Linked DNA regions of Homo sapiens: regions 1 and 3 are each linked to region 2. Evidence: chromatin loops called from intact Hi-C (ENCODE). Cell type or tissue: ascending aorta. All regions are shown on one strand. Links, peaks and the distances in the headings refer to the core of each region. The heading gives the core; the rest is flanking DNA.

Evidence for each region. Peaks named below come from ENCODE experiments on the same cell type or tissue, not always from the same donor. Only the 100,000 strongest peaks of a DNase experiment are listed, where the experiment ranks them.
Region 1: a loop joins it to region 2, with 2.1 times the contacts of the local background. A loop is called at or near these places in 2 of 110 quality-filtered maps.
Region 3: a loop joins it to region 2, with 8 times the contacts of the local background. A loop is called at or near these places in 2 of 110 quality-filtered maps.

What each region holds. Positions count from the first base shown.
Region 1 is chr20:13,681,297-13,691,828 of GRCh38, reverse strand. No RefSeq gene overlaps it. Among named protein-coding and RNA genes, the nearest start is that of TASP1, 48 kb to the right of the region's middle. In ascending aorta, for the core only: no CTCF peak of the experiment used is centred there; no DNase peak of the experiment used is centred there; H3K27ac peaks cover 2,084 bases.
Region 2 is chr20:13,734,335-13,744,866 of GRCh38, reverse strand. The region is part of intron 9 of ESF1 (ESF1 nucleolar pre-rRNA processing protein); the gene reads left to right. Among named protein-coding and RNA genes, the nearest start is that of ESF1, 45 kb to the left of the region's middle. In ascending aorta, for the core only: no CTCF peak of the experiment used is centred there; a DNase peak (open chromatin) is centred at 4,926; H3K27ac peaks cover 2,500 bases.
Region 3 is chr20:13,667,959-13,678,490 of GRCh38, reverse strand. No RefSeq gene overlaps it. Among named protein-coding and RNA genes, the nearest start is that of TASP1, 34 kb to the right of the region's middle. In ascending aorta, for the core only: no CTCF peak of the experiment used is centred there; a DNase peak (open chromatin) is centred at 6,300; H3K27ac peaks cover 2,500 bases.

The sequences.
Region 1 (10,532 bases), core at 2,916-5,415, 52 kb after region 2:
ATTCTAGGAACAGATAAAGGTTTCCATGTAAGTGAATTTTCAGTTAACTTCAGTGGGTTCCGTCCAACTAATCTACTTTCCTATTCAGATGCTAAAAGAATAGTAAATAAAGCTGAAGAGTTAAATTCCTACCCGTTTCCACTTTGGAGCAATTTCATACAGTACTGCTATGAACACTTTTGAAATGCCTATGGTGGACATAGACAACCGTTTCTGCTGGGTACATACTAAGACAGGATTTGCTGGGTCACTAGGTACACATATACGTATATCCATATATCCCTTGGAATGACGGAAAATGAGGAAAGCAATGCCTTTACAGGGCAAAGGACAAGTTGTTATTAGTAGCTTCCCAAGCCTTATTGGACTCTTGAAAGAGGCATATGGCTACCTGAAGGCAGGATTTAGATTTAGGCGTATGCAGAAAAGAGAAGTCTTTTTTATTTTTAAATCATAAAGCAACTTGACCAAAAAGACAGTTTCTGTAATCTCAGAACTGAGCTTTGCCTGGAACAACATAAACCTCTTTCTGCTTCACTGTACATCACAACATCCAGATTCCCTGGAAGCAGGTCCCATTAAATTACTTCCTCTGCTTGGAAAGCTTAGATCTGCGTGGCTGGCTCCCAGTGTTTCTTTCTTTTTTGACTTAGCACTAGGCTTTGTTCTGGACAGCAGAGGCTATTTTTCATAATTTGTTCCTCTCTGGAGCTTTTTGGGTCAAAGATCATAAGCTGGGAGTTGGCAACACACAGTAGTAGAAATATCATCTCCATTAGGATTGCTATGGTGCCATGGAGAAACTATGCTTCCTGTTGGGTTGTACTGTTGTGCTTGATTATATTTTAACAACCAAGGGTACATTAGATGGGATAAACTGTTCACTGAATATCTCTGGAGGCACTGACATTGTTTTCCATCTGAATATTTTTCCTTCTGTATATCATTCATGCAGCCCTAGAAGACATCAAGCAGCTGCTTAAGAGAGTATAGGCCACCAATTTTTAATAACTCTGGAAAACAAGTAGGGTAAGCATTTTTATTCTCATTTCACCAGTGGGGAAACTTGAAACTTGGAGAAATTATGTAATTTTCCCCAGATCATACAAATAATTCATAGCAGAAATGGTATTAAAAGTAATACCACCTCTCTCTGTCCACCAAATCACTGTGAAATGCCCCAAAACAGAATTTAAGCATGCTGGGTCCAGGTTATCTCATCAAGCATGGCCATTTGGCCAGAATCAACCAAATTCATTTTTCAATATTTATTAAGTTTTAATGATGTGCAGAGACCCATTTTAATAGTTGGCCAATATGGGGCCAAACCCTCAGATTGATTATGTTCATAGACACAGTGATATTCCATTTCTTCCACTGATCAGTTTTCTTAGCTTCAGTGGATGATAATTATCTTTCTAGGTGTGGTGGAGTCTAATCTTATAAATCAGCAACACTTCCCTCAAAATTCTTTAAGAAAAAAATTCTATTGCTGTGGGAATATTTTAAAAAAGAAAGAAAAACAAAATGTCTTTTAGAAAAATATTCCTTGAAAGTCCTTTAGGAAAATTATCTTTAGAGCCTTTCAGAAACATGCCACTTTGGAGAGTAACATATTCAATAAGTACTGCTTGGCCAGTTATTTCTCCAGCCATTTCTGTTCCTTTTGTTGAGTACCAGTTAAAGCTGGTGTAGGGCCCTCTTTTATGAAATGTATACTAGAATCATGTTATAGTTGGCAAGATGCTCATACAATGGGAGGAAAGACAGAACCAAGCTGGTTAAGGGAAGAGCCATTCACACCTGCCATCTCAGATGGGGGGCAGAGCCACCCAAGTAATTTACACTGTTATTGTCCTCTTATATGAGCTAAGTGTCCATGTGATGTAACTTCACTGTGTTCAACCTCTTCCCTGAAACTTAGGCCACTGCTGTTTTTTCTCTTTTCACTATTCTAGTGTGAGGTCTTAGTGAACACTCTTTGGCTGTAAGTACAAGAAGCCAACTCAAACTAATATAGATTAAAAGGAGGAATTATAAAGATATGGAATCATCTGGCCAAACTGGAAGATCAACATGATGGACATTCATTGATTTTCTTTCCAGCATACACTTCTCTTACCAGTAGTTCTAGGTTTCTTTTTGGGAATCTGTGTGCATCTGGCGATGCTGACTCCAGCTCTAACTCTAGGGATGAAACATGTGACCTAGATCCATCCAGTCATCATAATCCATCCCATCCCCCACCCCCACTGGCCATAGTGATTGATGCAGAGACAGGCATGTGACCTTCGTCAGTCCAATCAGGGTGACTCATGGAACTGCAGTGGGAATTCTGCATCTCTTTCCTCCTAGATAATAGAAAGCTAGCATATATCTCTGAGGGCTTGTGGCAACCATCTTGACCTTAGCATAATGAAGAGATGCAAAAACATCAGGTCCTTGGGGATATGTTTGATCCAATTGATCAAGTTTCACCTGAAATGAGATTCCTCTGTCTCTTTAGTCATATAAGCCAGCGGTCCCCAATCTTTCTGGCACCAGGAACTGGTTTCATGGAAGACAATTTCTTTCACTGAATAGGGCTTGGGGCATAGTTTCAGGATGAAACCGTTTCACCTCAGATCATCAGGCATTAGATTCTTATAAGGAGCGTGCAAACTAGATCCCCTGCATGCACAGTTCACAGTAGGTTTCACGCTCCTATGAGAAGCTAATGCTGCCGCTGATCTGACAGAGATAGAGCTCAGGTTGTAAGGCTCACTCACCCCTGCTCACCTCCTGCTGTGCGGCCTGGTTCCTAACAGGCCAGGGACTGGTACCGGTCCATGGCCCAGGGGTGGGGGACCCCTGACATAAACCAAAAAAAGTATTTTTCTTTCTCTCTTCCTGTTCTCCCTCTCTCCTTATTTCTCTCTCTCTCTTTTTCTCTTCATCTCTCTCTCCCCTTCTCTTCTGCCCCTCTTCCTGTCTCTCTCTTCTTTGTCCCCTCCTCTCCTTTCCCCTCTCCTTTTACTTTTAAGACATGTTCACTGACCATATAGCCAAACATAGTTCCCCCAAATGATGGAAAGTTCCTAAATTCACCTCAGTTTAAGTGAACATCACATTGAATTAGAATGTGTTGCACCAATCTCACATTTCTAGAAGCAAGAATTTGATTGCTCCAATCCACAGTATCCTGGAGGGAAAAGGAAGAGAGTGAAGAGATTTGAGAAGCAGAAGGAAATGCAAACTCCACTGCTGATCCACCACAGCAGTTATATAGTGGGAAGTAGGCTAGACCTCAGATTAAACTGGATCCTGATTAACCAGGTGAGTCAAGAATCCCCAGATCAAAATGAACTGAAGGTGATAGAATTTTTTTGAGGTTGTCAGCAAATACATTCTCTCATTACTTGGTTTTTCTTCAACAAAAATGGGAAGAAACAATGTGCTTTTGAAGAAGTGTATGCGGTGCAAGATTTCACCAAGTAAACCAAAGGCAATTCCTAGAAGCCTTTCGAAAAGAAAATGCTGAAATTCCTATGACCACAAGAGATGAAGGATGGATGGCAGGAAGCAGACGGTAAAGAAGTAAAGAACAGTGTTTGTGTTTTCCAACTTCTGTTCAGATGGTTGCAAAAAATGATTACCGTTGATTTAGGAAAGGTTTGGTTTTTAAAATTAGAATTCTTTCACAGTTAAAGGACTGTGAATTTCTTTAAATCTGGCACACACAAAAACACTTCTGGTTCAAGACCCTGTATTATGATTATCCTGTTGCAGTGGCAGACACTGTTCAGGAATGTTCTGTGCTTAGCTGAGCTCATTCTTCTATTTCAGAAATGTTTCAGATTCTTATTCATTTCAAGTTTGCTTGCGGACAGGAGAGCTTTGAACTTCAGAAAATTTTACTTGGTCTTGTTTCAAAAAGTTATTGTTAATGAGCAAACTTTTTCCGTAGATCCAAAAGACTGCATTTTGAGAGATATTTAAAAATTTTGTGGTAGTCAGGATTCTTTCAAGTTGACAGAAACCCAATCTAAACTAGCTTAAATACAAAAAGGAACTTACACATCTGAGAAGTCTAAGTGTCATATTATTCATAGATTTTCAGAGGGGACTTATATTTTAAGTCATAAATAGACACTAACAAACACCAAGTTTTCATGTGTTCTATGTTTACGGCAGCACTATTCACAATAGCTAGAAGGTGGAAACAGCCATAGATACATCAACAGATGAATGGATAAATGAATTGTGGTATATCCATAAAATGGAACATTATCTGGGCCGGGCGCGATGGCTCATGCTTATAATCCCAGCACTTTGGGAGGCCGAGGCAGATGGATCAACTGAGGTCAGGAGTTCGAGACCAGCCTGGCCAACATGGCAAAACGCCATCTCTACTAAAAATACAAAAATTAGCTGGGTGTGGTAGCACATGCCTGTAATCCCAGCTACTTGGGAGGCTGAGGCAGGAGAATCACTTGAACCCGGGATGCGGAGGTTGCAGTGAGCTGAGATCGCATCACTGCACTCCAGCCTGGGTGTCAAAGCAAGACTCTGTTTCAAGGAAAAAAAAAAAAAAAAAAAAAAAAGGCCGGGCGCAGTGGCTTATGTCTGTAATCCCAGTACTCTGGGAGGCTGAGGCGAGTGGATCATCTGAGGTCAGGAGTTTGAGACCAGCCTGGCCAACATGGTGAAACCCGTCTCTACTAAAAATACAAAAATTAGCCAGGCGTGATGGTGGGTGCCTGTAATCCCAGCTTCTCGGGAGGCTGAGGCAGGAGAATCGCTTGAACCTGGGAGGCGGAGGTTGCAGTGAGCTGAGATCGAGCCACTGCACTCCAGTCTGGGGATAGAACGAGACTCTATCTCCAAAAAAAAAAAAAAAAAGGAATATTATTCAGCCGTAAGAATAAATGAAGTACTGATACATGCTATAGCATGGATGAACCTTGAAAACATGCCAAGTGAAATAAGCTAGACACAAAAGGACAAATATTGAATGATTCCATTTATATGAAATATCCAGAATAGGCAAAGTCATAGAGACAGAAAACAGATGTGTAAAGGCTGTGAAGAGGGGATGGGGATAACTGGAACACTTGGCATGGGGTTTCCTTTTGAGATGATGAAAATGTTTTGGAATTAGGTAGAAATGGCGCTTATACAACATTGTGAAAGTATTACATGCCACTAAATTATTCACTTTAAAAATGGTTAATTTCATGTAAATCTCACCTTGACAAAAATGAAAAGGAAAGGAAAACTTTTTTTTTTTTTTTTTGAGACAGAGTCTCGCTCTGCTGCACAGGCTGGAGTGTGGTGGAACAATCTTGGCTCACTGCAAACTCCATCTTCCAGGTTCAAGTGATTCTCCTGCCTCAGCCTCCCAAATAGCTGGGATTACAGGCGTGTGCCATCATGCCCAGCTAATGTTTTGTATTTTTTGTAGAGACAGGGTTTCACCATGTTGGCCAGGCTGGTCTCAAACTCCTCAAATGACCTCAAGTGATCCAAAAGTGCTGAGATTACAGGCATAAGCCACCATGCCCAACCACAAATAGATTTTTAATAGTTAAAAAATACTATGATCATACTGTGATCATAATTATACATAATTATACCAGTGTTCTAATAATTAGTTTCTTTATTTTTAATTTTGAAATAACATTTCAGACTTACATTAAGGTTGCAAGAATGGTCTAAAAAACTTCCATATGCCCTTCATCCATATTCCCCAACTGTTAAAATTTCACCACATCTCCTTCCTTCCTTCTCTTTTTTCTTTCTCTCTCTCTTTGTGTCTCTTTCTTTTCTTTTCTTTCTTTCTCTTTCTTTCTTTTTCTTTCTTCTCCTTCCTTTCTTCCTTCCATCCTTTTCTGTCTCTCTTTTTCTTTCTCTCTTTCTTTCTCTCTCTTTTTCTTTCTCTTTTTCTTTCTCTCTCTGTCTCTCCTTCTTTCTCTCCATCTCTCTTTCTCTCTGTCTCTTTCTTTATCTCTGTTTCTCTTTCTCTTCCTCTGTGTCTCTTTCCTTCTTTCTCTCGGTCTCTTTCTTCTTCTTTCTTTCTTTGTCTCTCTGTCTCTTTCTCTCCGTCTCTCTTTCTTTCTGTCTCTCTCTTTCTCTCTGTCTCTTTCTCTCTGTGTGTCTCTTTCCTTCTCTCTCTCTCTTCTTTCTTCTCTCTCTCTCTTTCTCTCTATCCCTATGTATATATATATATATACCTCTATATAGAGATGCCTATCAAGTATGTGTGTATATTTATATACATATTTATATTATTATTTTAGTTTTGAGGAGGCTGCACCTCTGGTGTTCTTTAATTCTTTGAATAATGGTGGAAATTGAGAGGGAGGGGCAAGCAAAATATAAATCATGCTATGGTCTTAATGTGTCACCTCCAAAATTCAGGTGTTACCAATGTGCTGGTATTAAAGGTGGGGGCTTTCAGAGGTAATTAGGCAATGGGAGTTCCTTCCTCATAAATAGTATTAAGGCCCTTACAGAAGAGGCTTCGCAGAGTGCTTGGCTAGCTTGCCCTTCAGCCTTCTGCCATGTGAGGATGCAATATGAAGATCCTCACTAGACCAAATGCCAAGCCTTGATCTTGGACTTCCCAGCTTCCAGAATTGTGAGAAATAAATTTCTGTTCTTTATAAATTATCCAGTCTCAGGCATTTTGTTATAGCAGCATGAATGGATAAGAAATTATAACAAGCCTCTGCCTTGTCAAGTGAACCCTAAATGTGTGGTTTGGGGGCAGAGCAGCAGAATGGGGGAAGGGTGAGAAGATGGGATGAAAGAGGAAGTTCTCAAACCACCTTGCCAGTGATGGGTTGTTGCCAAGATGAGAGCTGTGGCCACCAGCATGGGAAACAGAGGACATGATGGCTCTCGTCCAGCTCCCTGAATACGATGGCCAGCTAATCAACCCACCAACCCCTTCAGCCCACATTTCTGGTGCTTCTTTGTGCTGTGTTTGCTGTCCTCTGCTTTTGAAGATGACACTACCAGTTATTCTCCCCAGCTGGGAGTGCAGGTGTCACCGATAAGACCAGTGGGGCCCAGCAGTCTTCCCACACTGGGAACATATGGTGTTTCCTCTTTGTTTTGGGGCTGTGGTTGCCACACAAAGTCTGGTGTCGGATGAAGTTGGTTTTAAGACTTGAGAGTTGGCTCCTTATGAGTCATCTCATTTCTCATCCTTCCATGTGCAGGAGCCTCTCTAAGCCATTGAAAATACTTTTCCACCATCGCAACATGTTCTGTGGAGCTCTCAATCATTGTGTGCAAATATATTCCAGCTTTATTCATACCAGTGCTGTTTATGCAATTGATTCTATAAAGGTGCACATACTTTCAGCTGTTTTAAGGCAAGATTATCTTTACAGGTGCTTTATTCGTCGATCTACAGAATCCATTGAAGAGTTATTTTTAAAATAAACACAATTGCGTATGGAATAAAATGAAGAGCTTAACAATATTAATTCATCATGAGACTAGCCATCACAGCTTTCATGCTTGTAAACGTGCATTGATGACTTGAGTTTAAACCACTTCTACCAGTGACAACTCAGCCATGTCCTGATCACAGGCAAATCACACAGAGATTTGTGTTTACCAAGCATTGGGAAGGTGTAACTTTCTTTAGTTTTGCTCCCTTAAAAGCAGATCCTGAGATAGGAATCTGAGTGACAGTAGTCTGTTTACAACGAGATTCCAGGAAGCACCAATAAAGGAGTAGGGGAGTGTGTCAGGGAAGAGAAGACAGGCAACAAAGGATGTGTTTGTTGATAGGCAGGTTACCACTGTAGGCAACTAGGGCTTAATCCTACTAGGATGTTCTTGCAGAGAGCACAGAACAACCACTTTGAAGTGATCACACCTGAGGGCTAAGGAAGCTGGGCTATTGATGTAACATTATTTGAGGGCTGCTCAGGAGCTTGTCTGACTGCCAGCAGAGTGAAGTAGAATCTGGTGTAGCCAAGAACTCTTCAGCCAAAGAGATTTGGATGTTGGTTGCTGAAATTTAGGTGAGCCTACACTGTGGTAGAAATGCTCAAGGGAATATGTTTGTATCTGCTACATAGGAGGTAGGCTGGGTTTATAGTTTTACCATTTTGCTGCTTGAGAAACAAGTTTAGAAACATTTAGTGATTTTCCCAAGGTCACGTGCAAGTTCTTTCATTTAAAATCCAACTCAATCTGGCACAAGCAAAAGAGAACATATTGGCACACGTAGCTAAAAAGCTCAGGGATAGGTTGTCTTAGTCTGTTTTGTGTTGTTATAACAGAATGCCTGAAGCCAGGTAATTTAGACACAATAGAAGATTATTTGACTTACAGTTTTGGAGGCTGGAAAGTCCGAAGGTATGGTGACAGCATCTGGTGAGGGCCACATAAATGGTGGAAGGCTGAAGGGCAAGGGAGGGTGAGAATGAGACAGAGAGAAATCAGGTTGAATCTATCCTTTTATCAGGAGCCCACTCCCATGAAAACTAACCCACTCCCACAATAATGACATTAGTCCATTCATGAGGGTGGAGCCCTCATAACCCAATTACCTCTTAAAAAGTTCACCTCCAGAGGCCGAGGCAAGAGAATTGCTTGAACCCGGGAGGCGGAGGTTGCAGTGAGCTGAGACATGCCATTGCACTCCAGCCTGGGCAACAGAGCGAGACTCTGTTTCAAAAACAAAAACAAAAGCCTCACCTCCCAATACCATTGCGTTGGCAATGAAATTTCTTTCTTTCTTTCTTTCCTTTTTTTTTTTTTTTTTTTTTGAGACAGCGTTTTGCTCTTGTTGCCCGGACTGGAGTGCAATGGCGCAGTCTCAGCTCACTGCAACCTCTGCCTCCCAGGTTCAAGCAATTCTCCTTCCTCAGCCTCCCAGGTAGCTGGGATTACAGGCACCCACCACCATGCCCAGCTAATTTTTATATTGTTAGTAGAGACGGGGTTTCACCATGTTGGCCAGGCTGATCGCAAACTCCTGACCTCAGGTGATCCACCCACCTCGGCCTCCCAAAGTGCTGGGATTACAGGTGTAAGCCACCGTACCCAGCCGGCAATTAAATTTCAACATGATGCTTGAAGGGGGCATTCAAATCATAGCATAGTTCTTCAAGTTAGGTGGGATTCAGGAATTCAAACCATGATATTAGCACCATAGTCTAACCACTCTCTTCTGAATACTTTCATATATTAAATCAACAAATATCTACTTCCCGAAAACCAAACCAAAGAAGTAGTCGACAGGACACTTTATAAAAATAACTCCTTAGCCGGGCGTGGTGGCTCATGCCTGTAATCCCAGCACTTTGGGAGGCTGAGGCTGGTGGATCACCTGAAGTCAAGAGTTTGAGACCAGCCTGGCCAACATGATGAAATCCTGTCTTTACTAAGGATACAAAATTAGTTGGGTGTGGTGGCAGATGCCTGTAATCCCAGCTACTTGGGAGGCTGAGGCAGAAGAATCACTTGAACCCGGGAGATGGAGGTTGCAGTGGGCTGAGATCGTGCCACTGCACTCCAGCCTGGTGACAGAGTGAGACTCCGTCTCAATAATAATAATAATAATAAATACATAAATATAACTATTCATTCCTGTAATCCCAGCTTTTTGGGAGGCCAAGGTGGGACAATTGCTTGAAGCCAGAAGTTCGAGACAACATAAAAAGACCCTGTCTCTACAAAAAAATACAAAGAATTAGCCAGGCATAATAGTGCATACTTTGCTACCTTGCTACTTAGGAGTCTGAGGCAGGAGGATCTCTTGAGGCCAGCAGTTTGAGGTTGCAGTGAGCTATGATCGTGCCACTGCATTCCAGCCTGGACAACAGAGTGAGACCCTGTCTGTAAAAAAAAATAAAAAACTCAACAGAGAAAGTGAATTGTCTGTGGACAAATTATAAATTAATTTAAAATAATTAAACATTAGTAAGAAAATAAATAATAATAAAATAATGTGAGCATATATCTATTTACAAGTAGAGAACCTATGACAAAATTGAAAACTTGAATGCATCTGTGCAAAAAGCAGTCAATTTTGAAAAAAAAACTACATATCTTCTTTTCCACCTAAGTTTCATCCATGCACCTCGCTAACTATACAGTGCCCTCTCTGGTATTTCAGCAATGACTCAGCAGTTCAAAGTTCAGTCACAGAATTTCAAGCAATGCCTGTGCACACAGGTGCTGCACCATATCTTCTGTCTTGGATTGTGATGACCTCATTCCAGGGGACCCAGTGGCTATTTCAGTATGCTACCAACATAAATTCTTTCTGTTCATCCAGCTCAGATAGAGGATCTGGTTCTTGCCCCATCTCAAGGTTCAAATGTCATGGTCCAAAAGATAGAACCTGGGCTAGTAGGATTCAGCAGGTAATTGGAGTGTGTTTCCTGGTGATGAGTCCAACAAAATGGCTGTCATGGCAGATTCTGGAAAACCCTGAACAGAACAGGTTATCAAGTTAGTTCTGGGGAAAGTGGGTGGAGGTGCCATCAGGACATTAGGAACTAGGAAACCCAGGAGCGTAGATG
Region 2 (10,532 bases), core at 3,668-6,167:
GGTGATTAAAGCTTGTGGAAACAAAAGCCTAAAGCCTACATGGGGAATAGGAAGTTTATGGTTGGGAATGAGTAGCAATTTAAACTGGATAGTCAGGGAAGGCTTCACTGCTACAGTGACACTTCAGCAAAGACCTAATGGAAATGACAGTAGTCACCATGTGTTATCCTAGGAAAGAGCATTTCAGGGAGAGGAAACAACAAATGCAAACGCCCTGAGGGGGAAACATTACTGATGTGTCCAAGAATAATAAGGAGGCCAGTGTGGCTGGAACACAGTTAGCCAGGGTATGGAAAGCAGAAGATGAGGTCAGAGAGGCAGCCAAATCACAAAGGGTTTTCTACATCTCTGGGTGGACTTTAGCTTTCACCCTGTGTGAGATGGGAAATGGAGATGATGTCACCTGACTTCAGTTTTTAAAGAAATACTTAGGCATTTCCCTGGTTACTAATGAGGAGGAACAGTTTGTTTTTCCTCATATGTAGAATGTCTATTCATGTATTCTTTGTCTTATTGATTCTGATTCCTAGGAGTTCTTCATATATTCTGGGCTGGTCTTTTATCAGTAATGTGTTTTACAGGTGTCTCTTCCTGGTTTGTGATTTTACTTTCTTTATAGTGTCTTTTGAAGAACAGAAGTGTGATATGGTCAAATTCATTAAACTTAACCTCTTTATTTTTAAGTATCTCTGGTGTACATAATTGGAGTAATCATAATCTATAGATTAAGACAGTCTCTCATCAATGGTCCGGCATGGGCCTCTTTTTATTGATTGGTTTGTTTGTTTGTTATAATGAATAAGTGAACCCACCACCCACTACGAAAGCTAGAACCTTGCAATAACTTATATTTACCTGTTTGATCCTCCCCTGCCACTCCATACTTGAGGAAACCATTATCCAGATTTCAGTATTTATTCATTTACTTTCCATTGTATATAGTTTTTTAAAAATATTTAATTGACAAAGATTGAATATATTTAAGCTATACAGTGTGATGATTTAATATACATATTCATTGTGTAATGATTACTACGTGATATTAACACATCCATCACCACCCATTCTGTACGCTAGATCCCAGAACTTATTCATCTTGTGACTGAACATTCCTATTTTTTGACCATCTCCCTATTTTCCCCACCCTAAAGCCCTTGGCAACCATTGTTTTACTCTTTGCTTCTGAGTTTGACTTTTTTAGATTCCACATATAAATGAACTCTACTAGGTATTTATCTTTCTGTGTCTGCCTTCACCGAACATAATATGTTCTCTAGGATCATCTGTGTTGTCACAAATGGCAGGATTTTCTTTTTTGTGGCTGAATAATATTTTGTTGTATATATGTACCACTATTTCTTTATTAATTCATCTGCTGATGGACACTTAGGTTGTTTCCCTATCTTGGTTATTGCGAATAATGCTGCAATGAACATAGGGGTTCAGATGTCTCTTCAAGATACTGATTTCATTTCCTTTGGATATATACCCAGAAGTGGGATTGCTGGATCTTATGGTAGTTCTGTTTGTAAGTTTTTGAGGAACCTCCATGCTGTTTTCCATAATAGCTGTACCAATTTATAATCCCACCAACCGTGTACACACCCTCACCAGCATTTGTTATCTCTTGTCATTTTTAAAATACCCATCCTAGCAAGTGTGAGGTAATACCTCATCATGGTTTTGATTTGCATCTCTGATACTCGTGATGTTGAGCACCTTTTCATATACCTGTTGGCCATTTGTATGTCTTCTTTGGAACATTGTATATAGTTTTATATAACTTATAAATATTCTTAAGAGATAATGGGTACATAAAAAGGAATGAAGTGCTGATACATGCTACAACATAGATGAACCTTGAAAATACTACGCTAAGTGAAAGAAGATGGTCAACAAGACCACATATTTTATCAAAAGTATCCAGAACAGGGAAATCTATAGAGACAGAAAGTAGGCTAGTGGTTGCCACAGGAGGGAGGGCGGGAACAGGGTTTCTTTTTGAAGAGATGAAAATGTTCTAAAATTGTGGTGGTATTTGCACATATCTGTGATATTAAAGTTGTTAACTTTGTTAATGTGGGAGGAAGTGTGGGTGTGTTTGGGATACTTTTAAATCATTTTGGGACTGATTTTTTTTTCACTTAATATTATATTGCTAAGATTTATTTTGTGTAGCTGTAGGTCATCCATTTAACTTCTATACTATAGTTTGTATATTCATACTCCTGTCACATTTCAGTTGTTCTTAGGTGTTACTATGATGAATCATGCCATTAGGAACATTTCTATGCATGTCCCCTAGTACACGTTTAAGTTTTTCTGGGTATTTGTGTTAGGAGTATAATTGCTGAGTCATAAGGTATATGAATGTTGAACTTTTTTTTTTTCTTTTTGAGACAGAGTCTCACTCTGTTGCCCAGGCTGGAGTGCAATGGCGTGATCTCAGCACTGCAACCTCCATCTCCTGGGTTCAAGCAATTCTCCTGCCTCAGCCTCCCAAGTAGCTGGGATTACAGTCACTCACTACCACACCCAGCTAGTTTTTTTGTATTTTTAGTAGAGACGGGGTTTTGCCATGTTGGCCAGACTGGTCTCAAACTCCCAAGTAGCTGGGATTACAGGCGTCCACCACCACACCCGGCTAATTTTTTGTATTTTTAGTAGAGACAGGGTTTCGTCACATTGGCCACGCTGGTCTCGAACTCCTGACCTCAGGTAATCCACCCGTATTGGCCTCCCAAAGTGCTGGGATTATAGGCATGAGTCACCACACCTGACCATGAATGTTGAACTTTATAAGGGTGGTGATATTACTTGACATTTCCACCAGCAGTACTTGATTTGCATTTCTCTTGTCACCAATGAGATTGAACATGTGTTTCCTTCTCTGTGAAATACTAATAGATGTTTTTTGGCCATTTTTCTGTTGTACTGTTTGTGCTTTTCCTGTTGGCTTTTAGCAGCTCTTTATTTACTTCTGATACTGATCCTTTGTCTTGTATAAGACAGCTAATATCTTCTAATTTGTAATTCCTCTCTTCTCCCACTTTCTTCTGTCATCTAATGAACAAGAATACTTGATTTTAATATTGTCAGATTTATCTTTTATAGTTAATATTTGCTGTTTTATCTAAGAAACTCTTTTTTGTCCAGATGAGAAGAATGTTCCCTTTGATTTTTTACTAAAAGATGTAAGGTTTGGGACATTTAAGTCCTTGAGTTGTTTTTTTTAATATGAGGTAGGGACCTGATTTTATCTTGTGCCATATAGAAAATCTTTTTTATCTTGTTCCATTTGTTGAATAATCTCTCCTTTCCTCTAGTAATGTGACATGTCACCTCTCATGTACCAGAGTTTCAGAACTGTGGGTTTGTTGCTTGGCTCTGTGTTTTACTGGTCAGTTCGTCTGCCTATCCCTAGACCAGTACCACACTTCAGAAAACTGGATGAAGAACATTAACGACCACCACATCTAGCCCACCTGTAGGCCAGCTTGTATGGGGGTTCTGTGAAGAAAATGAACTAAAATGCAAACCAAAAGCAACAATTGAAAGGACTGTAGTATGTGGTATCCTTGGTGGAGAGCCAGGTTTCAGTTAGAACAAGATAAAGAAAATGCTCAGAGATATAATGAGATTCTGCTGATGATGTACTGTGAGTTCCACAGAATTTAGTGATAGAGAGTTGGCAGGGAATGGGGCAGAAGAATTGATGTATTGTTACCTTCTGGGGATGAGAACATGGGATATTAGGGGGACAAGATGATTAGGGGCTTTTTGCAGTGACCAAAATGAATAGGGAGAAAAGGCATAAATAGATTATTCCTGGTGGGATGATTCCTGGGGGCAGATTGTGATAGTGAGGCTGTGAATATTGAGGATTAGGGAGGGAAGGGTATTGGCTATTATCTTGGATGCACCAAGCCAGTCCCCGTCTTAGCCTCTTTCTGGGAAGGGGCAATTTTACTGTGAGCTCACAAGACTTCCTCTTGACTCCTGTGCAAGTCAGGAAGCCAGTGTGACTAAAGAACAAGTATTTTAATACCTCAGGGCCCACTTTTGAATCCTGTCAGGAGAGATGTGGTCTTGCTCTACAGTGTTGTCTTGGGTACCTGGCTTTTAACATATTTTAGGTGTTCTAGAGTTGCACTCTGATGTAGGTCATTTTTTGCTTGTTAGCTTTAATCTTGCTTGGAATTAAATACCCAAAATACTGAAGATTATCATCTTTTGTTAGTTCTGAAAACTTTTCCACCATTTTCTCTTAGAATATTACATTTTCCCAATCTTCTCTGTTTTCTCCTTCTGGAAATCCTGTTTAATATGTGTAGTACATTCTAACTCTGAATCTGATAACTCATATTTTCCATCCCTTTGAATCTCTACAACGTGCTGGGTAATTTCTTCACTTTTGTTTTTCAGTTCATTAATTCTTTCTTTACCTCTGTCTAGTGTGCTGTTTATTTTTTTTCTAGTCTTATCCTTTTGTTAGTCTGATCTTTTAATTTCTTCTTTTGTTTTTTAAAAGTGCTGATATATATTTTGTATCTGATAATTCCAATATTCATAGTCTTTATGGTTCTTATAGTTTGTTTCTGTGAAGTTTGATTGTGATCTCATTGTTCTTGAATCTTTCTTTACCTAAGGGAATTGCAGAAGCCTGTGTCAAAAGTACTTCTTTTAAAAAATATTTGCCAGATGCCTGAGGGCACTTCCAATCCAACACCAATTGAAGCTGAGTTTTTGGATTGGATTATTTTGGGCCACACAAGTAGTGTGAATTCCAGCCACAAACCCAGGGGTTTGTGGTTATAAATCTATGGGGGAAAAATGTATTTTTACTTCCCTCTTTCTGCCCATAACCAAAGCCCAAACAGGCATGTGTTCTCTCTGATTTGTGGGGGAAGGGACATCACCCACTGAGAGCACCCTTAAGCATCTTGGCTTAATGTAGTGGTCTCTGCTGGGACCTCCCACCGTGATCAGGCTTCAAACTCTGTGTGCTGGCTTCTTGGCCAGCAACCCATTACAACCAAAGATCCATATAAGACCATAGCAGATCAGTGTTTGTCCCCAAGGAAAACTCCTTGCTTCTAATCTAGTTTGATATTTCCGTTTGAGCTTTCTTTTTTTTTTTTTTTTGAACTTTCTTACTGTGACTGGATTCCAAGAAATTCCTTTTGTTTTCTTACATCTAAAAGTTTTCATTTATTTTTGACCTTGTCCATAAACATGTATAAAAATAACAATAGAACAAGTAGTTCTTCAGTCTTCTTTGCCGTAAACTAATTAGCAGAATGACTTCACCAGACTTGGCCAGAATTTTAGTTTATCAGTACTAGGATAGCTTGATATTGTGTACATTGTGATTACAAACTACTTGAAAGACAAAGAAAACATACAAATAAAGTACAGGCAAATACAGGAAACAATAGCTCCCTAATGAGGCCCAAATGTTGTTTTGTATTTGAAGTTAGCTTTTAAGAATATTTGATTCTAAGAAGCAGGGGCAGCTTGATTTACAGTAAACTAAATATGATTGTAAGTGGAAGACATCATTTCAAGGGAGAGTAAAAGGCGATTTGGAAGAAGAGTATGATAAGCTCAAATTCAAGACAAATGTAAAGCAATTTCTACCCAGTTAAATAGCTTTTAGACAATCAGCAACAAAAAAAAACGTGTTCATTGATCACATACTTTGGGCATATTTTCTATGGATGCTTCACTGAATGTTTTGGAAGATATAGAATTGAGGGTTATATAAGAAGCAATTGCCTATCTAAGCAGCTTCCTGTACCCTCATCCTTATTATCCTTATGACTGTGTTTCTGTATAACACTATTCTCATAGTGTTAAGTGCACCCAAAGAGTATTTGTTGGCTCTGCCTGATTGGTCATTTTTGCTATTTACTATTGTTCACAAGGCTAGTTATTTTACTTTTTAATTTTAAGCATTGTTGTTCCTAGTCTGTAAGGTTGGGAACAAATTTGACTCATTTTTTTCTTTTATTTGCTTCTTTATTCAGCAGACATTTATAAGGTGCGTGCTGTATGTCACACCTTTCACTGGCCGCTAGAGTTACCAGCAAGAGAAAAACAGGCTATGACCTTTGCCCTCATGGAGCTTGCAACCTGTTAAGAGAGATACCCATTAATAATAATTTTTACAATTCCACAAATGAATATATAATTCCAACTGTGACAAATGCTAGAGAATAAAAGACCATAGTACTGTAAGAGTTTAGGAGAGGCTGGGCACGGTGGCTCATGACCGTAATCCCAGCACTTTGGGAGGCTGAAGCAGGAGGATCATTTGAGCCCAGGAGTTCAAGACTAGCCTGGGCAACATAGTGAGACTTACGTCTCTATAAAAAGTAAAATAAATTAGCTGGGTATGGTGATGCACACCTGTGGTCCCACTACTCAGGAGGCTGAGGTGGGAAGATTGCTTGAGCCTGGGACATCTAGGCTGCAGTGAGCTGTGATTGCACTACTGCACTCCAGCCTGGGCAACACAGCAAGACCCTGTCTCAAAAAAAAAAAAAAGTTTAGGAGAGAGGGATTTACAGAAGTTCATACAAGAAATTGTAAGATCCTGAACCAAGTTCAAAACCCTTCAGATCTTCATATGTTTTATTTGAAAGATTGATCACTTGGCTTATCCAATATGCTTTAAGGATATCCTATGCACATAGTCACCCTACTTTACCAAGGAGGAAAAAATGGCCCTGGCAAAGATCCCGTTTACTTATCTGGACCAAATATCCTGTGACCCCTGTTATGTGAGTGAATGTGTCCTTCCTTCTCCCTACACCATTGGGGTGGAGAGTTTGAAGGAGTGTCTTTGATGACACTGTTCCTCAGGGCATGGCCAGTGGTTTTCCTCTAAAAATCCTTATACTCTGTTCGGCCAAGTGTGGTGGCTCATGCCTGTAATCCTAGCACTTTGGGAAGCCGAGGTGGGCGGATCACCTGAGGTCAGGAGTTCAAGACCAGCCTGGCCAACATGGCGAACCCTGTCTCTACTAAAAATACAGAAAAAATTAGTCTGGCATGGTGGCGTGCGCCTGTAATCCTAGCTACTAGGGAGGCTGAGGCAGGAAAATCGCTTGCATCTGGGAGGCGGAGGTTGCAGTGAGCAGAGATTGCACCATTGCACTCCAGCCTGGGTGACAGAGCAAGACTCTGTCTCAAAAAAAAAGCCTTATACTCAGAGTGGATTCCAAATTTGAAGTTTTGGTGGCAGTGGTGGTGGCTGGTTAGATTTTAAAAGCTACTTTTGGAATTGAGTGTTACAGAGTCAGGTTTAAATAAAGAGTGCTGGTTTCAGCCTATATCAGAAATGTTTAAATATACATTTTGTTTTTATAACCAAAGCCGATTATAGTACCTAGTGGAGTTATTTTAAGTTGTTCATCTCCTGCCCTTTGAAGACTTTTCAGATATTTCAAATGAATAAGGTAGGCAGAATGTATACTCTTATTTTTGTGTGTTTTGCAAGGATATTTAAAAATATTTTTATATGTATGCAAACTGCCAGAATAATTCTGAATGGATTGTGCTTAAATTATTATTGTCATAATTGAGTCATCTATGTTTGTGGTTGGCTGTGAAAGATGTTTTTGCCCCTTATTTGTAGGATTATTGATGTTATTTTTAACTAATTCAGAAGTCCTTGGATATGCACTTAAAATTTTTTAAACAAATTTGTGCAAAACTAAAAGCAGTTACAATGAAGTTGTTTTTCAGTCACATAGTGGCTGCTCTCAGAGGCTAAAACTGTCTCTGAAGAATGTTCTCGTACTTATGCCAAGAGGCTTCTGGGATGGGCATATTTTTAAGAACTTAGAACATAAACAGCTGTGATCTGTGGCAAGAGATTTAAATGACCTCATGATGACAACAAGAACAAAGCATTTTTTAAGTTATCATGGTGGTGTGTGAATTCATTGCAATGTGTTTCTTATGCTGCTATTTGGGTGTATTAAGTGAGAGCCAGGCAAAAAAAAATTACAGACTGTATTAAACTGAAGATACTGTTTCTTTATTGTTGTAAACAAAGTACCAGAAAAATATTATTTCCTAAGAATAAACATTTCACGAATTATTTTAGAGTTATAGGTCCTTTTCTTTTTTGTTTTTAACCACATGAACCACTTGAGGATCAAGGCCATTTATTTCGATCCTAAAGTTTTGATTCATTTTCTGTTAGAGAGAATATGTTCCAAACATGAAAGATCAAACAGATGGCTTGAAATAAGAATCCCTCCTTTAAGACAGATCAATTAAGTGTTTATTAAGTATTTACTATGTGTCTGGCACTATGCTAAATATTATGAAATACTAAAGAAGGTGACTTTAAGCTGCTTTTGGTCTAGTTAGAAGAAAGGACTGCTCAGATGAAACTTATAAATTGGGAAGACATATAATCAAGCACCAAGTAAAATACCATCACTTATGTGGTTCAAATATTGACATAGCCCTTTTTTTTAGAAATGATTTTTAATGATTGTCTAGAACAGTGATTCTTAGCTAGAGGTAATTTTGCCCCCCAAGAGGATATTTGGCAATGTCTGGAGACATTTTTTATTATTACACCTGGAGTTACTAGCATCTAGTGGATAACCAGAGATATTGCTGAATAACTTCCAGTGCACAGGATAGCCCGTCACAACAAAGAATTATCTGGTCCAAAATAACAATAATACTGAAATTGAGAAAACCTGATGTAGAACCTACAAATGTCAATGCTGTTAAGCTTCAAAGTTACAGGAATGGACTTTCATCTTCCCCCAGGCTAGACCTCTTCAGCTCCTATAAATGTTCTTTACCTTAAGCTCTTGGATCATTACACAGAGATGATCTTTGGATAGTCATAAACCTCCTGAACATTGGATGCAAGTTTTTCCAGTACAGTGTTAGAGTCCATAACTTTTATCAAAATCTCATGCTATCCATCCCTCCAAAAAAGGTTGAGACACATCAACCCAGTCCTCTAGTCACCTAAGAGACAACAACATAGAACCCTCCTTAGCATCATGGTGATTCAGAAGTAGAGCTTGGATCAAAATCAGAAAATAACTTTTTTGGTGAAAAAATTTCTATATTAGTTTAGTATTTTGAAGTAATACAATCTTAATGCATGAGGAAATTATAGTAGAATACTTCAAAGAGTATTATTTAAACATCATGTAATAATACAACACTGTACATTTAAAATTTTAGACTGAACTGATTGTGTGCTGACCTATGGGCAGAATACATAAATTATTTTGTTCTTTGAAATCAACTTGTTTTATCAGAATTTGCTGCTTTCTCTCAAATGAACATCCCAGTTTACATTTCTTAGGTGCTGTTTATCTGTTGAATCAGAGATCTAAACATGGTTTTATATTACACATTTCTCCTGAAAACTGTTTACTAAATGAATTATGTTTTTCTCATAAGAAACATTTTTGAATTGAGAATTGTGTTCTGATTTGGCATCCTGTAAGTTAGAGATCCTAACAGCAGTATGTCATAAAAACAAATCTGTGTTACCTTGAGTGTGCATATAGGTTAACATTAATACTTTTCTAAGCTATAGAAATTTGGAGATTAATTCTTGGGTTAAAAACCAAGGAAGGTCTTAGAGATCTGTTTCAGCTGTTTCAAACTGTTGGTTGAAGCTCAAGGCCCAAAAGCAGTGTTTTTAGTTGTTTTATATATTTTTACTTTTACCAAATGTTTTGAGGGGGGGAAATCAGTGCACGTGGGAGGAAAGGGTTGCATACTTCTGATCTAAACCATTCATTTTGCAGATAAGGAACCAGAGGCCCAAAGTTTTAGATTTTATTCTTGGGCCATATATTTCTTCATTCTGTAGGTCAAACTAGCATTTTAGATGTATCTGATAATAGAAGAGAGGATGACCAGGAATTCAAAATTTAGCTGTGCAGCTTCCTACCTCCATGTTCTTAGACAAATTGCTAAATGTTCTCAGTCTGTATATACTCATCAACAAAAGAGAACTGTATTTAGTATCGTTTCTACTTTCTTAGAATTTAGAATGTATCTGAGAAGATGATCTGGTTTGATGATGTCTCTTTTTTTAATGAATTTTGTGTCATCTAAATATTTAAAGATCCACCCAACTATGTCCTCTAAACACTACTACAAAATAAAAAACATCTTTATTATCAAAGGGGACAGCACAGTATTTACATTTCCTTTACTTTGGCAATAATGAGGGTCTTTGTAAATGGATAGATCAGCCTTAGGGCTTTTTCTCCCACCTTGTTACCCCCTCTAGTTATTGCATAAGATACCTAGAAACGTGAATCGGGAACAGCAGACTATAGGAAGAAAGACCTTTTGAGATGAAATATAAGAGCAAATAGCAGCATTGAAAGAGCTAAACCATATGATGAAATGGAATCTGAACTTGGTGGTCCTTCTGATCTTTTCTATGAGGCCTCACAGAATGCTTGAGAAAAGATTGAGAATCCTTTGCTCATGGGATATTTCAACAGGGATTCCTTACTAAACAA
Region 3 (10,532 bases), core at 5,305-7,804, 68 kb after region 2:
AATGAAAAATAATTGGATTTGGATGTTCTTTGAGGGGAAAGCAGAAGCAGTTTTCTGATGGATTGGCTGTGAAATAAAGAGAAGAATCAAGGATAACTCCATAGTTCTGGTCAATGGGGGAGCCATTTACGGGATTGAAAAGACTATTGGAAAAGCATATTTGGGATGTGTGAATACCAAGAGTTGCTTTTTGGACATACTAAGTTGTAGCACCTATTTGACATGTAAATGGAGATGTCAAGCAAACCACTGAATATACACCTCTGGCTTTTAAGAGAAGTCTAGCTTTAATCTACAGTGTGGGCTGTGTCAGCTCAATGTATATGAAGACTATATGTGTTTTGTTGCTTAGCTATTCATACCCCAATTCCAGTGGAAGATAAAATGTTTATTTTTCAGTTGTTAAAGCAGAAGTCTGATATAGCTTGGTTATCTTGGATCATTGCCATCTCTAATCACTGTGGCTCGGGAAAGGGAAGCTCTGATTGGCCAGGCCTGTGTGCCCAAAATTCCCCAATTGAGCCAGGGTGGACTGGGCACATTCACTAAAAGCAGAAATGGTTGATTCCTCAAAGAACTGCTACCAGAAGTTTGGAGGGAACACTGGGAGGCCAGAAACCATGAAAAATAGGTGGAAAGATCTGAATCTCAAAGCAGATTTCATCTCCCTTAGGCAGTAGCTAAGAAGGAGACTCATGATTTTGTACTAAAATTTTAATAGAAAGAAAACCCCACGAAATAGGTTAATAGGTGACACTAAGAGAAGCAGGAAAGCATCCAAGCAAAAAATCAAAGGCTGAAGCATTTGTACCCAATTCCCTGTTTTAGGACTCCATATTGAGAGCTCAAAAGCAGACAGTTCCAAGCTCTATTCTACCACTGTTTCTGTTATCTATTGCAATTTATTACAAACCACCACAAAACTTAGTGGTTTAAAACAATAAACTTGTTATTATACTTATGTTTCTGTATGTTGAGTAGCCTTAGCTGGGCAGTTCCTCTGGTCTGGCTTGGTTTACAGTGAGATGTGGCTAAGACTGGAGCCATCTGGAAATTCAGCCTGGGATGCTGAGCAGCTGCATCTCTTTCCCTGTTGTCTCAGGGCCTCTCCTCTAGGAGCCAGATTTCTTTCTTTCTTTTCCTTTTTTTTTTTTGAGACGGAGTTTCGCTCTTGTTATCCAGGCTATAGTGCAATGGCACGATATTGGCTCACCGCAACCTCCACCTCCTGAGTTCAAGTGATTCTCCTGCCTCAGCCTCCTGAGTAGCTGGGATTACTGGCATGTGCCACCACGCCCGGTTAATTTTGTATTTTTAGTAGAGATGGGGTTTCTCCAAGTTGGTTAGGCTGGTCTCAAACTCCCAACCTCGTGATCCAACTGCCTCAGCCTCCCAAAGTGCTAGGATTACAGGCGTGAGCCACCGTGCCCGGCCCAGAGTAGCCAGATTTCTTAAATGGTAACTCAAGGCTCCCAAAGGTAGTATTCCCAGAAGGAGACAGTGGGAATTGCCAGTTGTCTTAAAGGCCAGGCCTGCAGTGTTATTTATGTTCATTCTATTGGCTGACACAAGTCCCAGGCCAGCCTAGATTTAATGTGAGAATGGGGAATGGTAGCCATGGCTACCAGGAATGGCTCATTAGGGGTCACTCTTGGAGACAGCTGCTACAATCACATCATGTGAGACCCAGGGTGTTCAGTCTAGGCCAAACTTGCCCAAAATGTGTCTGCAGAACACTAGCCTCACAAAATGTTCATGAAAGAAAAAGTATTGCAATGTCAATAAATTTAGAGAATACTATATACTATAAACAATTTTAGAGTATCACTGCTGTCCATTAAACAATAGGGACTTAGAGAAGTCTGCACTAGAATAACTAATTGTTTCATCTGGAGTCTTAATCTAGGTTATTCTAGAAAGCACAGCCCGAGATAAGGGTTTGTGTGAAAGTAGTTTTGTTTGGAGACAGGGTCTCGCTCTGCCACCCACGCTGCAGTGCAGTGGCACAATCACAGCTCACTGCAGCCTCGACCTCCCTGGCTCAAGAGATCCTCCCACCTCAGCCCACACCCCCAAGTAGCTGGGACTGCAGGAACATGCCACCACACCCAGCTCATTCTTTAATTCTTTAGATAGTGTCTTACTATGTTGCCCAGGCTGGTCTCAAACTCCTGTGCTCAAGTTCTCCCACTTTGGCCTCCTAAAGTGCTGGGATTACAGATATGGCCTGATCTGGTTTTTGTTTTTGTTTTTTTGAGATAGGGTCTGACTGTCACCCAGGCTGGAGTGCAGTAGCAAGATCTCATTTTGCTGCAATCTCTGCCGCCTGGGCTCAAGTGATCCTCCCACCTCAGCCTCACAAGTAGCTAAGACTATAGGCGTGCACCACCACACCAGGCTAATTTTTGTATTTTGGTAGAGACAGGGTTTCACCATGTTGCCCAGGCTGGTCTCAAATTCCTGGACTCAAGTGATCCATGTGCCTTGATGTCTCAAAGTGCTGGGATTACAGGTGTGAGCCACCATGCCTGGCCCTATATTTATTTATTTATTTAAAGACAGAGTCTTATTCTGTTGCCTAGGCTGTAGTCCAGTGGCACAATCTTGGCTCACTGCAATCTCCACCTCCCAGGTTCAAGCAATTGTCCTGCCTCAGCCTCCCTAGTAGCTGGGATTACAGGCGTGTGCCACCACGCCCAGCTAATTATTGTATTTTTAGTAGAGACAGGGCTTCACCAAGTTGGACCAGGCTGGTCTTGAACTCCTGACCTCAGGTGATCTGCCCACCTCGGCCTCCCAAAGTGCTGGAATTACAGGCATGAGCCACTGTGCCCGGATGTTTTGTTTTTAAAGTGATCCTGAGGAGCAGGAACAGCAGAAAAGAGAAAGAAAAAATAAGCCAATCCAAGGGTGTGCTATTGAGTCAATAACCACTGTAGGGCTCTACATGGATAGTGCTCCATGGAGGAGCTGTGTAGAAGGCACCTCAGAATTTCTACCTGAGAGAAATTTTCTTTCTTTTCCTTCCTTCCTTCCTTCCTTCCTTTCTCTCTCTCTGTCTCTTTCTTCCTTTCTCTTTCTCTTTTTTTCTTTCTTTCTTTCTTTCTCTTTCTTTCTTTCCTTCCTTCCTTCCTTCCTTCCTTCCTTCCTTCCTTCCTTCCTTCCTTCCTTCCTTCCTTCCTTCTTTCTTTCTCTTTCTTTCTTTCTTTCTTTCTTTCTTTCTTTCTTTCTTTCTTTCTTTCTTTCTTTCTTTCTTTCTTTCTTTCTCCTTCCTTCCTTCTGTCTTTCTCTCTCTGTCTTCCTTTCTTTTCTTTTTCTTTTTTTTTTTTTCCGAGATGGAATTTTGCTCTTGTCGCCCAGGCTGGAGTGCAGTGGTGCGGTCTTTGCTCACTGCAACCTCCACCTCCCAGGTTCAAGCAATTCTCCTGCCTCAGCCTCCTGAGTAGCTGGGATTACAGGTGCCCACCACCACACACCTGGCTAATGTTTTGTATTTTTAGTAGAGATGGGGTTCCGCCATGTTGGTCAGGCTGGTCTCAAATGCCTGACCTCAGGTGATTTGCCTGCCTTGGCCCCCAAAGTGCTGGGGTTACAGGCATGAGCCACCGACTGCACCCAGATGAGAAATTGTTTTCATTGGCTCCATCCCACATTTATCAAAGCTTTCCCCTTAGATGTTACCTCTTTCACGTGTCCAGGATTGTACATGCATTAGAAGCACTCAACAGACTCCTGAAGGCATCCCAGCCTGCAGTGACAAAGAAGCCCTGAGGCAGAAAACAGGAGGAGCATAGTATGGCTGAGATGAGGTCCATGGCTAGTTGCCACAGCAATGGCTGGAGTAAAACTATGGGCTGAGGAGATGTGGCCTGAGGCACAGGTATGTTTGATGGGAGGTAACATTTCTCAAACTTGTCTGCTTGAGGACCCATATTTCAAATGGGGCCTATCATTATTCCATGTTGCACAGAACACACTTGTGGGTGCATAGGTCTAAATGCCCACCAAAGACAGTGTTATACTAAAGCAATACAGACCACCTTCTCCCAGTTTTCATGCCTAATTTCTTCCAGACTGTGTTCTTTCTGACCTTCCTGCTGAGTCCATCTTAGCATTGAGCATCCATTGGAACACATGGGCACAGAATCTCCTGCCCCATATATACACTTCTCTGCAATTCCACCACTAAGGATTCTAGCCTGTGGGGACATAGTTAATTGTCTACATATGTATTAGTCCATTTTCATGCTGCTGATAAAGACATACCGGAGACTGGGCAATTTACAAAAGAGAAAGGTTTAATGGACTTATAGTTCCACATGGCTGGGGAGGCCTCACAATCATGGTGGAAGGTGAAAGGCATATCTCACATGGCAGCAGACAAGAGGAGAGAGCTTGTGCAGGGAAACTCCCTTTTTTAAAACCATTAGATCTCAGCCGGGCACGGTGGCTCACACCTGTAATCCCAGCACTTTGGGAGGCCGGGGTGGGCAGATCACAAGGTCAGGAGATTGAGACCATCCTGGCTAACATGGTGAAAGCCCATCTCTACTAAAAATACAAAAAATTAGCCGGGCGTGGTGGCGGGTGCCTGTAGTCCCAGCTACTCGGGAGGCTGAGGCAGGAGAATGATGTGAACCCAGGAGGCAGAGCTTGCAGTGAGCCGAGATCGCACCACTGAACTCCAGCCTGGGTGACAGAGCGAGACTCCATCTCAAAAAATAAAAAAAAAAAACAAAACCATTAGATGTCATGAGACTTATTCACTATCATGAGAGCAACATGGGAAAGACTCACCCCCATGATTTAATTACCTCTCACTGGGTCTCTCTCACAACATGTGGGAATTCAAGATGAGATTTGCGTGGGGACACAGCCAAACCATATCAATATAGCATCCATTTCTCCTTTTCGCTTCCTAACAGCACCCCATATGTGATTTGGGTGACAGTGGTTCTATTCTTGGCTCAGGAGAGCAGGTGGTTTAAGGCAATTACTGCATTTCATCTGGGGGCCCTAGTGACTGGGTTATGATGTTCTGGATGTGGATGAGAGGGCATGTTACCCCAGTTTTATTGATAACCACCTTGTGACCATATAGAAAGCCATCCCTGAGGTGAAGCCAACACTGTGGCAGGTAAAGTTAAGGTTGAAAGACTTAGGGGGACCTGGGTCAACATTTGCCTGAAGTTCAACTTACCGCCAGATTTCTCAGTTATGTATGCCAATAAATCTTCTTTGTGGCTTAAGCCATTTGAGTTCATTTTTCTGGGTTTTTTTTTTTGTAATTGATTGCACACTACTTGATTGCTTTGAAAAGGATAACTACATTTCAGACTCATATAGGCCTCAAAAGATCAGTGGCATGAGGCCTCATTTTTCAGTATGTTCCTAAACTATAGAAGAAATAAGTATTTATTTGGCATAATTTCACTATTTTTCCCCTGAGCATACATTTTCTCACAAGTGTAGAACCTCAATACCCTTCCAGAAATCTGGTCAGAGGTGTGTGAGAGGTCATTTTCTAAGAAGAGATATCTCAAACTGAAAGATAGTCTACAAAATAACTGGCCCGAAATAACTGACTTTTAGAAGTGCCAAGGTCATGAAAAATGAAGGATTGAGTAATAGCCCTAAATTAAAGCGTCTAAAGAGACATAACAACTGAATGCAACACGTGATACTCAATGGGATCTGGGACCAGAAAAGGGAGATTAGCAGGACAACTAGTGAAATTGGAATAAAGTTTATCACTTAGGTAATAGTAATGAATCAATTAATGTTAATTTTCTGATTTTGGTAACTGATTAACTAGTTACATAAGTTGTTAACTTTGGGGGAGCTTGGTGAAGGCTGTACGAGCATCTTGGTACTATTTTTGTGATTTTTTGAGAGTTGGAAATTCAATTGAAAAATAAAGTACAGGGTTAGAGCGGCCCTTTTTTAATGCATTGATTAGAATTTCCACTGCTATGATATCTTACAAATACAGAGAGAATGTGGGTCTCTAAGACTTCTCTGGCAATCCATTCATTAGCAAGACTCAGAATTCACAGGTCTGCCCTGGAAGACACTAAGCTGAAGGCAAATCTATATTTTTCATGCCTTATTAAGGAGATCTGACTTGGTCTTGGAAGAATGCAAAAAATGTTTTGTTATGGGAGTAAGACATATGTCAATCCAGAAAATTTTTTAAGAGCAGGCAATTTTTCAAATAAGACTTTTAGTCTCAGATTAGAGAGGAAAAGGATTTGGCAGAGAAACGCTGAGGAGACTCATCTGAGTGGGTTGTTTTGGCAGCCATGAGTGAGTTGTAAGCCAGCATTTAGAATGGGTGAGTCTGGAAAGTAGATTTGGTGGAAAAAGAGGATGATTCATTCACCAATAATAATAGTAATAAATACTGCTGACAAGGTACTTTTAATTAGCAAATGGAAAATAAGCTCAAGACACATACACCAAGTCCCTTAGAAGTGAGGTCAGAACAAATTCTCTTCAAAAAATGGGAACATTTGTAGTAGCTCCTGTTCCTGGAATTTATTGACAGGTTTTTTTTTTTTTTGCAATGTGGGAGATATGTTCTCCTCTCTTTCAGAGGAAATCCAATTGCTTCCCCATTGAGTTAATATGAAGATTATTCTGGAATGTATCAAAAGAGCACTGCACAGTATATTTCTTTCTTTCTCCAAGTACAAAGAAGTATCCGAAGTTTTATTTTTCAGAATCATTAGCTGATTCATATTCTGTAATCGGAAAAAGAGGCCAGAACAAAATTCTGGGAAGTGAGCTCAATCAAAACCCTTAATTTGGAAACTTGTTTGGAGAATTTCCTGCCCCAGAAAGAGCCATTGCCTGGGGTGGAGGGGATGTCACTCTCAGGACACTGGGGGAGAAGGGTTAAAGTTCTGTCCATAAAACCTTGAATTTCTTAATCAGAAGTGAGGCATCCTATCTTCCATAGGATCATTTCTGATTACCTTTTTCTACCTTCTAACAACAAATTCCCTAAAATTTCCTCTTCTATTCCTTTTGTTATCTCCCTTTTTTCTTTGTCATCTTCAGCCTTCTTTGATCCCATCTGTAGAGTTTCATTTTGTATGATTCTAAGGAATAAGATGTTGGGAAAAGAAAGAAAAGAAAAGAAGAAAGAAGAAGGAGGAAGAGGAGGAGAAGGAAGAAAGGAAAGAAGGAAGGAAGGAAAGAGACAGCAGACAATAAGCATTAAAAGTCTTCCTTCCCTTGAGGCTTTGTAGATCCTCCAACTCCAGCTTCAGGTCCCATCCAGAGTTTGGTATAACCACAAAAAATCATTATCATTTGATCATTCTCCTGTGAGCCAATGCTGATTTCCAACCTGTTTCCACCCATTGGTCCTTCTTTTATACCCTGGAGGACCTGGGGCTGATTGGATTATTGTTTCTGATTCTTCACTGTTTAAAATAGAATTTTTTGCCAAGTAACTTTCCAATGCCTCTCAGCAAAATATAGGCAGGAACTTCTGCTTTAAGGTCTGACATGTTAGGATCTTAGAAGTCACCACTCTGTCCCAACAGCAAGTAAAAAGCTGAACAGAATGAAAAATCAATAACTCTTCATAGATATATCAGAAAAGTGAGGTCACAGGGCAAGCAGCTGCCCCCAGAACTGAGGAGATAGATAGGCAGATACGGAGAATCACAATTTACAGGGGCAGAAAACTTAGCTGGCACCAGTACTAGGATGGGAAAATCTGAACTGTAATTGATGAATTGCTGGAGGCTCAGTGTGGACAACTCTGAGATTCCAGGGTCCCCCGGAGTTTAACAGGGTGGGGGACTCACAGTTTTGTGAGGGGGCGGGGGACCCATGGTTTTGTGAGTTTTATCTACTGAGTCTCTACAAGGTGTGAATCTTAGAGAAAAAACCCCTTGTGCTTCTGGCAGGTGGAGGAGAATAGAAACCATTTTAAAATACACCAGAGAATTCTGTTCTTTCTAAACAGGCCTGCTCTCAAAATAAATGATTTTATTAGAGTTCAACCTTCTGGGGCTTCATCAGAGCCTAATCTACCTGAGACAGGGGAAATACCCAGCTTCAGCTAGCTCCAGCCATCCTGTCCCACCTAAGGGGGGAGGGGTCCTGAGAAGCACTGTTGAAGTTCACAGTCTGGGGCACAGGCTCACCACAAGACTGAGACCTAATCAAAGGATATAGAGCTTCCCCTCCCCCAACAACTCATCACATTAGTAAAGTTCCATTTATTGCAGTTCTTCTTAACCAGTGCATCATATTTACCTTTCAACAAAAAATTACAAGACATACTAAAAAACAAAAACACAGTTTGAAGAGACTGAATATCAGAACCAGAATCTGATATGGCAGAATTTTAGAATTATCAGACTGGGAATTGTTAAAACACTGATGAATATGCTAAGGGCTCTAATGGAAAAAGTAGACAACATACAAGAACAGATGGATAATGTAAGCAGAAAGATGAAAATTCTAAGAAAGAATAAAAAAAACTTCTAGGCCAGGCGAGGTGGCTCATGCCTGTAATTCCAGCACTTTGGGAGGCTGAGGCAGGTGGATCACCTGAGGTCAGGGGTTCGAGACCAGCCTGGCTAACATGGTGAAACCCCATTTCCACTAAAAACACAAAAAATTAGCTGGATGTGGTGGCACATGCCTGTAATCCTAGCTACTCAGGAGGCTGAGGCAGGAGAATCGCTTGAACCCGGGAGACAGAGGTTGCAGTGAGCCAAGAGATTGTTCCATTGCACTCCAGCTTGGGCAACAAGAGTGAAACCCCAAACTCTTGAAAAGAACTTCTACATATCAAAAGCACTAAAACAGAAATGAAGAATACCTTTGATGGGCTCATTAGTAGACTGGACGTGGCTGAGGTAATAATCTGTAACATTGAGAATATCTGAGTAGAAACCTCCAAAACTAAAAAGCAAACAGAAAAAAGACTGGAAAACAAACAAACAAACAAACAAACAAACACAGAACAGAATATCTGAGAACTGTGGGGCTACTACAAGTGATGCAACATACATGTAATGGGAATACCAGAAGAAGAAAAAAGAAAAAGGAATAGACACAATATTTGAAGCAATAATCACTGAGAATTTTCCTAAACTTACGCCAGACACCAAACCACAGATTGAGGGATCTCAGAGAACACCTAGCAGGATAAAAGCCCCTCCCATCCCCCCCCCAAAAAAAAGAAAGAAAAAGAAAACAAAAACCAAGAAAACCCCTATACCTAGGAATATCATATTCAAACTTTAGAAAATCAAATATACAGGAAAAATCTTGAAAGATGCCAGAGGAAAAAACACATTTTACCCACAAAGAAGCAAAGATAAGAATTACATCTGACGTCTAAGAAACCATACAAACCAGAAGAGTAGAATAAAACATTAAAACTGCTGAGAAAAGAAACACCAACCTAAAATTCTGTACTCTGAAATTATCCTTCAAAAGTGAAGGAGAAATAGAGTGTCTTAGAAAAACAAAAATTGAGAGAACTTGTTGCTAATAGCTCAGCCTTGCAAGAAATACTAAAATAAGCTGTTTAAGCTGGGCGCGGTGACTCACGCCTATGTTCCCAGCACTTCGGGAGGCCAAGGCAGGCAGATCACCTGAGGTCAGGAGTTAAAGGCCAACCTGGCCAACATAGTGAAACCTCCATCTCTACTTAAAATACAAAAAAATTACCCAGGCATGGTGGTGCATGTCTGTAATCCCAGCTACTTGGGAGGCTGAGGCAGGAGAATCGCTTGAACCCGGGAGGCAGAGGTTGCAGTGAGCCGAGATCATGCCATTGCACCCAAGCCTGGACAACAGAGTGAGACACCATCTCAAAAAAAAAAAAAAAAAAAAAAAAGACCATTATGGATCAAAAAACAAGACACAACTACAGATAGTCCCCAATTTATGATGGTTCAACTTACAATTTTTTGACTTTACGATGATGTGAAAGTGATATGCACTCAGTAGAAACTGTACTTCAAATTCCTGTATAAACCACTCTATCTTTTGCTTTCAGTACAGTCTTCAATAAATTACATGAGATATTCCACACATTATTATAAAATAGGCTTTGTATTAGATTATTTTGCTCAACTGTAGGCTAATTTTTAAGGTAGGCTAAGCTATGAGATTTTGTAGGTTGGATGTATTAAATGCATTTTTGACTTACGATAAACTATTCTGGGTTTATCAAGACATAACCTCATCATAAGTTGAGGAACACCTGTATATGTTGTCCACAAGAAACCCATTTAGAATATAAAGACACATATAGATTAAAAGTAAAGAGATGGAAAAAGATATGCTATGCTAGCATTAATCATAAAAAATGGGAATAGGCCAGATGCAGTGGCTCACACCTGTAATCCCAGCACTTTGGGAGGCCGAGGTGGGTGGATCACACGGTCAAGAGATGGAGGCCAACATGGTGAAACCTTGCTCTACTAAAATTACAAAAATTAGCTGGGCATGGTGGCTGGACGTCTGTAGTCCCAGCTACTTGGGAGGCCGAGGCA